2 separate regions of the Homo sapiens genome follow, and region 1 is linked to region 2. A link is an interaction called in ENCODE POLR2A ChIA-PET data of the cell type or tissue named here. Cell type or tissue: GM12878. All regions are shown on one strand. Each heading gives the region's core, and the rest is flanking DNA. Links, peaks and the distances in the headings are about the cores only.

Region 1 (4,389 bases), core at 125-4,124, 110 kb after region 2:
ATCTCTGCTCACCGCAACCTCTGCCTCCTGGTTCAAGCAATTCTCCTGCCTCAGCCTCCTGAGTAGCTGGGATTACAGGTGCCTACCACCATGCCCAGCTAATTTTTGTATTTTTAGTAGAGACAGGGTTTCACCATGTTGGCCAGGCTGTTCTTGAACTCCCGACCTCGTGATCCGCCTGCCTTGGCCTCCCAAAGTGCTGGGATTATAGGCGTGAGCCATCACGCCCTGGTAGTATCTTCCTTTCTTATTCAGTTCAGTGTGTTAGTGACCCCTAAAGAATGAGAAAGACCCAAGGCATTTCCTGCTTGAAGATGTCACATAAAGTTGGTAATTCCATCATCCCTCAGAAATCATCTCCCAAAACAAAGGACACAAGAGACCAGAATGAAAATCCTATCTCAATTTAAAAAAAAATTAAGACAGGTAAAACAAAATAACTGTAAAATAAGTGTAAGGGGTACCAAAAGCAAAGGCTTGTGAGGAAAGGCACAACAGGAGGCCGAGAGTGGGCCCCAGAAGAGCTCAGTAAGAGCTTAATAGCTCACCCAGTGAGATGTGTATACTGAAGTTAAAAAAAAAAAAAGTAATAGCCCCATTTGTGCAACAATGGGAAGAAGGCAGTGTTATGGATTTGTGACCCCCCACCCAGAAGATATGTGAAAGTCCTAACCCCTGGTACCTGTGAATGTGACCATATTTGGAAATAGGGTCTCTGTAGATGTAATCCTTAGGGTGAGGTTATACTAGATTAGGATGGGTCCTAATACAACGACTGGTGTCCTTATAAGAAGAGGAAAATGGCAGGGTTCAGTGGCTCACACCTGCAATCCCAGCACTTTGGGAGGCCAAGGCAGGCGGATCATTTGAGGTCAGGAGTTCAAGACCAGCCTGGCCAACATTGTGAAACCCCATCTCTACTAAAAATACAAAAAAATTAGCCTGGCATGGTGGTGCACACCTGTAATCCCAGCTACTTGGGAGGCGGAGGCTGGAGAATCACTTGAACCCAGGAGGTGGAGGTTGCAGTGAGCCGAGATTGTGCCACTGCACTCCAGCCTGGGTGACAGAGTAAGACCCTGTCTCCAAAAAAAAAAAAAGAGGAAAATGTAGACACGGACATAGAAAGGAGACCAGCATTCAAAGACGGAGACAGAGATTGTAGTGATGCGTCTACAAACCAAGGAATGCCAGGGCTACCACCAGCAGCGAGGAGAGAGGCATGGAGCACACTCTCCTTCAGAGCCTCAAGAAGGACCAACCCTCAGACCCCTTGATTTCACACTTCTAGCCTTCAGAACTGTGAGAAAATAAATTCCTGATGTTTTAAGCCACTGAGTTTGTTGTATTTTGTTACGGCAGTTCCAACTGACTAACACAGGTGGGTAGGCTGGTAGCACCAGTTTCTCTGGACCCATTTTGATTTTGAGTAGCAGAGAAATTGGGACTAAATTAGAACTCCACACACAAGTCATATTCACAGGAAGCCACATGTTCATGAGAAGTGAGAAGAGATCCCACTGTGCACAGCTGTGCAGCTGCCTGTCTTCATTGCCTGCGAAGAAGAAAAGGCTAAAGTATCTCATATGCAAAACCCTGGATCAAAAGAAAAATTCCCACTGATACAGAAGATGTCCCTGACCCCTTCACAACACAAATCTCCTGTAAATAGTTGAGCTAAGAAAATTCACTTCATTCAAAGATGAACAGTCAAAAAAGAACCAAAAAAGATTTAAGGAAGAAAATGAAAAAGAGGCTGAGCGCTGTGGCTCATGCCTGTAATCCCAGCACTTTGGGAGGCCAAGGCGGGCAGATCACTTGAGGTCAGGAGTTTGAGTGGTTGACCAGTCTGGTCAACATGGTGAAACCTTGTCTCTACTAAAAAAACAAAAATTAGGCCGGGTGCAGTGGCTCGCGCCTGTAATCCCAGCACATTGAGAGGCCAAGGTGGGCAGATCACCTGAGGTCAGGAGTTCAAGACCAGCCTGACCAACATGGCGAAACCCTGTCTCTACTAAAAATACAAAAAGTAGCTGGGCACGGTGGTGCGTGCCAGTAATCCCAGCTGCTTGGGAGGCTGAGGCAGGAGAATCACTTGAACCTGGGAGGTGGAGATTGCAGTGAGCTGAGATGGTGCCACTGCACTCCAGCCTGGGTGACAGAGCGAGACTCTGCTTCAAAAAAAAAAAAAGGAAATGAAAAAGAAACAGAAAAACAAATGCTGATGAATAATCACCATGAAAACATTACCTCAGGCCAGGCTCAGTGGCTCACGCCTGTAATCCCAGCACTTTGGGAGGGTGAGGAAGGGGGATCACCTGAGGTTAGGAGTTCGAGACCAGCCTGAGCAACATGATGAAACCCTGTCTCTACTAAAAATAGAAAAATTAGCGGGTGTGGTGGCACACCCAGCTACTTGGGAGGCTAAGGCACGAGAATCACTTGAGCCCAGGAGGCAGAGGTTGCAGTAACCCGAGATCATGCCACAACACACCAGCCTGGGTGACAGAATGAGACTGCGTCTCAAAAAAAAAAAAAAGAAAAAAGAAAAGAAAACATTACCTCAGAGCAGATTAAAATTTTGAACATTTTGCTGCAAATTTTTTTTTTTTTTTTGAGATGGAGTCTCGCTCATGTTCCCCAGGCTGAAGTGCAATGGCACAATCTCAGCTCACTGCAACCTCTGCCTCTCAGGTCCAAGCAATTCTCCTGCCTCAGCCTCCCAAGTAGCTGGGATTACAGGCATGTGCCACAGCTAATTTTTGTATTTTTAGTAGCAACGGGGTTTCATCATGTTGGTCAGGCTGGTCTCGAACTCCTGACCTCAGGTGATCCGCCCTCCTCAGCCTCCCAAAGTGCTGGGATTACAGGCGTGAGCCACCACACCCGGTCTCTTGCTGTAAATTTTTTAAAAAATGTAATGAAGCAATTGTTTCCACAAAACAATCATAAAACAGAAGTAATATCTTGAAGAAGAGAAGGTGAGATGACCAAAGGAGGTAAAACGTAAGCTGCCGGAGTTCAGGAAATAAGTGAATGAAAAAGAAAAAATAAAATCATTACACAATGTGTATGCAAACCAAATCATCGTGTTGTACACTTTGAATATATACAGTATTTATTTGTCAATTAAATCTTTTAAAAGTTAAAAAGATCTGGGCGCAGTGGCTCATGCCTATAATTCCAGCACTTTGGGAGGCCAAGTGGTAGGATCACTTGAACCCAGGAGTTCAAGACCAGCCTGGTCAACATGGTGAAACCCAAACTCTACTAAAAGTACAAAAATTAGCCAGGTGTGGTGGCACACGCCTGTAGTCCCAGCTACTTGGAAGGCTGAGGCAGGAGAATCACTTGAACCCACAAGGTGGAGGTTGCAGTGAGCTGAGATCATGCCACTGTACTCCAGCCTGGGCAACAGAGCAAAACTCCATCTCAAAAAAAATAAATAAATAAAGTTATATCTAGATTAAAGGTCATTAACTGATTACTTTAAAACAGCTTAAATTAGATATTATGTAAATTCTGAAAAGTGTGACATAAATTCCCCCTGAGGAGAAAGGCTTTAACACTTATGTAAGATATTAAAAGAAAAAGTTATATCCAGCCAGAACACACTAAAGGAAGGTTAAGGGCATTTCCCCCCAATATTTTATTATGAAAAGTCTTAAAGAGCAGCTGAAATAACTTTATAGTAAATACCTATGTACCCACTTCCTAGATTTAAGCATTACCATTTTATTTTGCTTCCCATATCATTCTATCATCCCGCTATTCATCATTAATTCATCTTATTTTTTGATGCATTTCAAAGAAAATTAGACATCACTACATTTTTCCCTAAGTACTTTGGGATGCATATTATTAAACAGAATGTAATATTTGTTTATAGTTTTATGTAAGATTTATATACAATGAAATGTACACTCTAAATGTGTATTTGCTGAGTTTGGATAAATGCATACATATGTATAACCCAACCACTGGCAAAATATAGAACATTATCATTACCCCAAAAGTTCCCCGATCCCTCTTCCCAGTTAGTCCACACTTCATGCCCTCACATGCACACTGTCACCATCTGATTTTTTTCTACCACAGATTAGCTTTGTTTGTTCAAGAATGTCATATAAATGGAATCATAGAATACATACTCTTTTGTGTATGGTTTATTTTGCCCAGCGTAGTGTTTTTGAGATTCATGTTGTTTTATGTGTCAGTAGTCACTTTTTACTGCTGAGTTGTGGTCTGCTGTATAAATATACCACATGTATAAATATACCATTCTCATACTGATAGACACATTGACTATTTCCAGTTTGGGGCTATTATGAATAAAGCTGCTGTGAACATTTTGTGCAAGTCTTTTTATTAACATGTGGTCATTTTTCT
Region 2 (4,389 bases), core at 139-4,138:
GTTTTAGGAGCAAACCAGTGCCTTGCACTTCTAAGCTGTATCCTTTGCTCCCTCCCTGAGAGGCAGCCGTGTGCTCTGGGCTTCCTAGGTAAGTGACTCACACCAACTATAAGCCTGGCTTATGACCTAGAAAAGGAAACAGGAAGTGGCTTAGAGACATAAAGAGCACAGCCCAGAAGGGGCTGCTGTGGAATTCTCCTCAGATGAGACGGAGTCCAGTGGGCAGAGGGGCAACTTAGCATCCTCTCTTTCCCCATGTTACCACGATGCTCTTGGCAGGGACCATTTGATGGGGATTCGGATGTCTTCCTGGGGTGGTGAGCAGGGGTGAGGGAGGGGGAACTGCTGCTGGGTCAGTAGCTCCTCTCCAGAGTGAGCCCATCTGTGGAATGCCATGCCCCTTCTCTATCCCATCTTTGCAAGTGGGCTTGGGTTCTTGGGATGAGTTCTTCAGGCCTTATAAATGCAAACTGTGCAGAGGTGCCTCCAACAAGAAAAACCAGTCTCTGGCAGGGCCCCTAAGGGCAGGATTCTGGAGAGGCCGCCCTGTCCTCAGTTTGGCCCTGGGACATTCTGGCCGAAAGTAGGATGGCTGCGGCAGAGGGAGGAGAGGGGCCTCCCTGTTGATGGAGGCCACCATGTAGGGCTTCACTATGCTTCCCTTTCTGGCTCTCCCAGGGAGGAAGGGTGGCTGGCAGCTGGCGGCAGGGCTTGTGAAGGCTTAGCCCTGGGCCTGGTCCTGCTTCTCTTAGAGGTGGCTGGTTGTGCAATGGCATCCTGGCTGCTCCTCTTGGAGCCCTGTGACCACAGTTCCAGGCTCCACCCCCATTTCTCACCGCCGGTGGTGAGAAATGGAATTTTTTTGTTTTGTGTTTTTATGCTGTTCCCGTAACACCCAGCACCAGTCCCCAAGGATGAGTGCTGAAGATCCATAGCCATGGCAGGGCAGGGCCTAGGTACTGAAGGAAGATCCCACTCAGAGTTCAGTTCCACCCACTGCAAAACGCCCTCCGAGGACCCTCACTAGACCAGTTCCTCCAAGTGCGGTCCGCAGGCTGCCATCAGCGGGATCACGGGGTGAGGAAGGGGCTGTTTAAAACACGGGTTCTTGGCCCCATCTGCAGACCCCCAGAATCTAACCCTCTCAGGGAGAGTCCTGGAAATCTGTGTATCTAGAAGCACTTTCTTCCCCAGGCTGGCCAGCTCAGAAATGTCTAAAAACTTTTCTCGATACCAATCCTGGTCTCATTTATTATCCTTCTCATGAAAATGATTTGCTTCCTTTCAGCCTTGTATGACCTCTGAAAATATGACCTGAAGCAGATGGATGCACTCACATAAGAAACATCACCTGTGGCCTTCATCGGTAAGCATGGATTGCTGTTTTCACTCAGGGGCTTTGAAGGAAGACACCTTTGATCATTGGGCTGCCTCTACTTTTCGCTGAGTTGTCACTATTAAATGCCCTTCCCTGGCTTTGCCTTCTCTCTTCTCCACCAGAAAATGGGCCTGCTGCTTGAAGAAGTTGGGCTCTTGGAGTTCTCTAGCACAGGGGCCATGAAAATCAATGACTTCCTTGTTTGCTGACGGAGCAGAGGTAGAATCTCTTGGTGTTTCCACGGAGAAAACACTGACCATGAAGAGCCAAGAAAGATGACATGATGAAGCCATCAGGGGAAGCACCAAACATCCTCAACTCTGCTCACCCATGGTTTTCTCCCGCCCTCCCAGAGCTCCTCCTGCGTGAGTAATGCAGTGTGTGCTGGTGCAGTGTCTCACTGAAAAAAGAAAGAAACCCTGATTTGCAGCATTGGCCAATTTCTGTAGTGTAAATACTCCCACCATAGCAGATTTCAGGTTACCAAGGGTTTCACAACTGGTTCACAAGTCTTGACTGTAATGACCAGCTCATGCAACTCCAGCATCTCATCATCTCCGCCCTGTCCCAGAAAATCCCCACATCACACCCAGGCTGAATATCACTTTCAGCTTCTCAGTCAGAAGGAGAAGTGGTTAACTATGCCAGGATGGTAATGACTAAATATCAGAATGGTGAGTGTGGAGGGTCAGGATGTCTGCCAAATTGGAGATGACTCTTCACTTCTCAATCTTGGTGTCTCATCTGGGGAAGCTGGAGGGAGACATGCACAGCTTCTCATGAACAGTCCTGGAAGCCCTTACCCCAAGGCCTCATGGGGCTCTCTCCAGGGCTTGCTCTTTGTCACTCCTTTAAAAGCCTGTCATTCATTGCCAGAGAACAGAAGACTCCATCCTAAGGCCAAGTTGAAAACGGCAGGCTTGGGAGCTGTCTAGACTCTGGGTCCTGGCTTTTGTCTTGGCTGGTGTCAAAATGGACTCTTTAAAAACTGTCCTCAGGAAGATTCCCCATCCAACTCTGAACAGCCTGGACTGATCTTTTTCTGATTTTTAGGGGTCTTGTGAACAAGAGTCAGGTGGGCGGGCAGCTCTTGTAAAGCTGAACATAACCAAATTTGTCCATAGCCTGTGACAGCAAAGATCACAAAATTCTTCCCTCCCCTTTAGGGCCTGGGAGTGACGCCGAACCAAGGGGAGGATAGTGACCTATTTTATCTCCCAAACATTGGGCAGCCAGTTGCATTTGCAGATTTAAAATCCACCCACACTACTGCAGTTTCTGTTCTCCTGCCCCCCCGAGCATACTTCTGGCTGGAGCTGGTTTTGTAAAGTGGAGTTGGCTGTGGGTGTGGGAGTCCTCCTCGGAGAGCCTGGTCTGACAGCCCCAGTCAACAGCCCTCCCATGGGCATTTGGGCTGCTCCAGTCCCGGCAGGTGCACAGCTCAGGGGAATCTGGTTTTGTCTTGGTCTCAGCCAGGGAAGTCTAGTTAAAGAAAGAAAAGGTTGGCCGGGTGCAGAGGCTCACACCTGTAATCCCAGCACTTTGGGAGGCTGAGATGGGCAGATCACGAGGTCAGGAGTTTGAGACCAGCATGGCCAACATGGTGAAACCCCGTCTCTACTAAAAATACAAAAATTAGCTGGGCGTGGTGGCAGATGCCTGTAATCCCAGCTACTTGGGAGGCTGAGGCAGGAGAATTGCTTGAAACCAGAAGGTGGAGGTTGCAGTGAGCCGAGATCGCGCCACTGCACTCCAGCCTGGGCAACAAGAACAAAACTCTGTCTCAAAAAAAAAAAAAAAAAAAAAAAGGTCTCGGTGGAAATGGCCTTGAATCTGGGGTCTCTCTCATATTCTAATCACTCAATCACTTAACAAATACTTATTGAGGGCCTACTAGGTGCCACACATTGGAAGACAGTGGAGGGTGAAGCAGAGTCTGCCCTCAGGGAGCTTACAGTTTAGATTACAGGCAAGACAGCCCTTACACACATAATTCCAGATGAGTCAATAATGACCAGGGTGCAGAGGCTTTGAAGCAGAAGCATAAGGTGCAATGGGAGCATAAAACAGGGAAGCCTAATGCAGACTGAGGGGCCTGAGGAGGGTTCCTTGAGAAAGTGAGGTTGAAGCTGAGAACCTGAGGAGTGGTTTTCACGCAGTGCAATTGAAGGTTGAAAGGGAAGATCCTCCAATGCACAAAGAATTCATGCTTCAGAAACATTCTCTTCCTGAGGATACATTTGGGAATTTAGGTAGAAATTAACTGTCTTGCCTTCATATACAGTGTAGTGGAGACCACTGTAGGTCTCCAACTTTTTGTCTTTTCTTAATAACAAGTCCCCAGTTTTTGCTAGGTACATAGCTACCCAGAGAAAAGATTATGTGGCCACCTTACTATGTTCTGGCCAATGAGATGTCAGCAGAGGTAATATGCGGGGCCTCTGAGAAGGCCCTTTCCTGCTACCTGGTACCTGGCTGGAGGCTGAAAAGCCATTAGGGACGAGACATGCTAAGGTTGGAGGGTCAGCGTATTACATGGAGCCTCCTTCCCTGATGGCCTTGGGCTGCCATACCAGCCCTGGATTGCCTAATTCCCGACTTCTTTTGTAAAAGGGAGAAATAAGGGTCAATTTTTAAAAAAGCATCTATTACTTTGACATTTTCTGTCACACACAGCCAAATATAATCCTAACTACTATACACAGCTTCTTTTCAGCTTAATGAAAAGATCATTGTTCTGCACTACACATAAATTACCTATTTTATAGAAAAGTCTGTGATTACAATAGCTATTTTCCCAGCCTCCTTCATCACCTCCTTGATCCCCTTATCCTCCCCTCGGCCCTGCACCTCCTCTCTTTCCTGACTCCCACACCAGAGCTAGGCCTGCCCTGGGCACTTTTGCCTCCAGGAATGAATGAGGCTCACAGCCCGAAGGTGCTCCAAGTCTTGGCTACCTTCCCTCAGTGGCTGCCCTGGCAAAGGTCCTGCCGCAGGGAATCACACAAAGT

What was found. ChIA-PET counts read pairs that join two places held together with the same protein. Peaks named below come from ENCODE experiments on the same cell type or tissue, not always from the same donor. Only the 100,000 strongest peaks of a DNase experiment are listed, where the experiment ranks them.
Region 1: POLR2A ChIA-PET joins it to region 2 with 7 read pairs; 5 of 35 experiments call an interaction of 5 or more read pairs at or near these places.

Annotation. Positions count from the first base shown.
Region 1 is chr14:49,928,035-49,932,423 of GRCh38, reverse strand. The region is part of intron 4 of LOC100506446 (a long non-coding RNA gene); the gene reads left to right. Among named protein-coding and RNA genes, the nearest start is that of MIR6076, 36 kb to the left of the region's middle. RefSeq lists enhancers at 9-510, 2,094-2,143. In GM12878, for the core only: no CTCF peak of the experiment used is centred there; a DNase peak (open chromatin) is centred at 2,223; H3K27ac peaks cover 395 bases.
Region 2 is chr14:50,036,369-50,040,757 of GRCh38, reverse strand. It overlaps LINC01599 (long intergenic non-protein coding RNA 1599), which reads left to right. Exons shown (of 9, transcript NR_131171.1): 5 at 1,289-1,366; 6 at 1,501-1,743. Among named protein-coding and RNA genes, the nearest start is that of LINC01588, 31 kb to the right of the region's middle. RefSeq lists an enhancer at 2,104-2,153 and silencers at 2,013-2,307, 2,744-2,833. In GM12878, for the core only: a CTCF peak has its summit at 2,279; DNase peaks (open chromatin) are centred at 1,937 and 2,727; H3K4me3 peaks cover 727 bases; H3K27ac peaks cover 3,643 bases.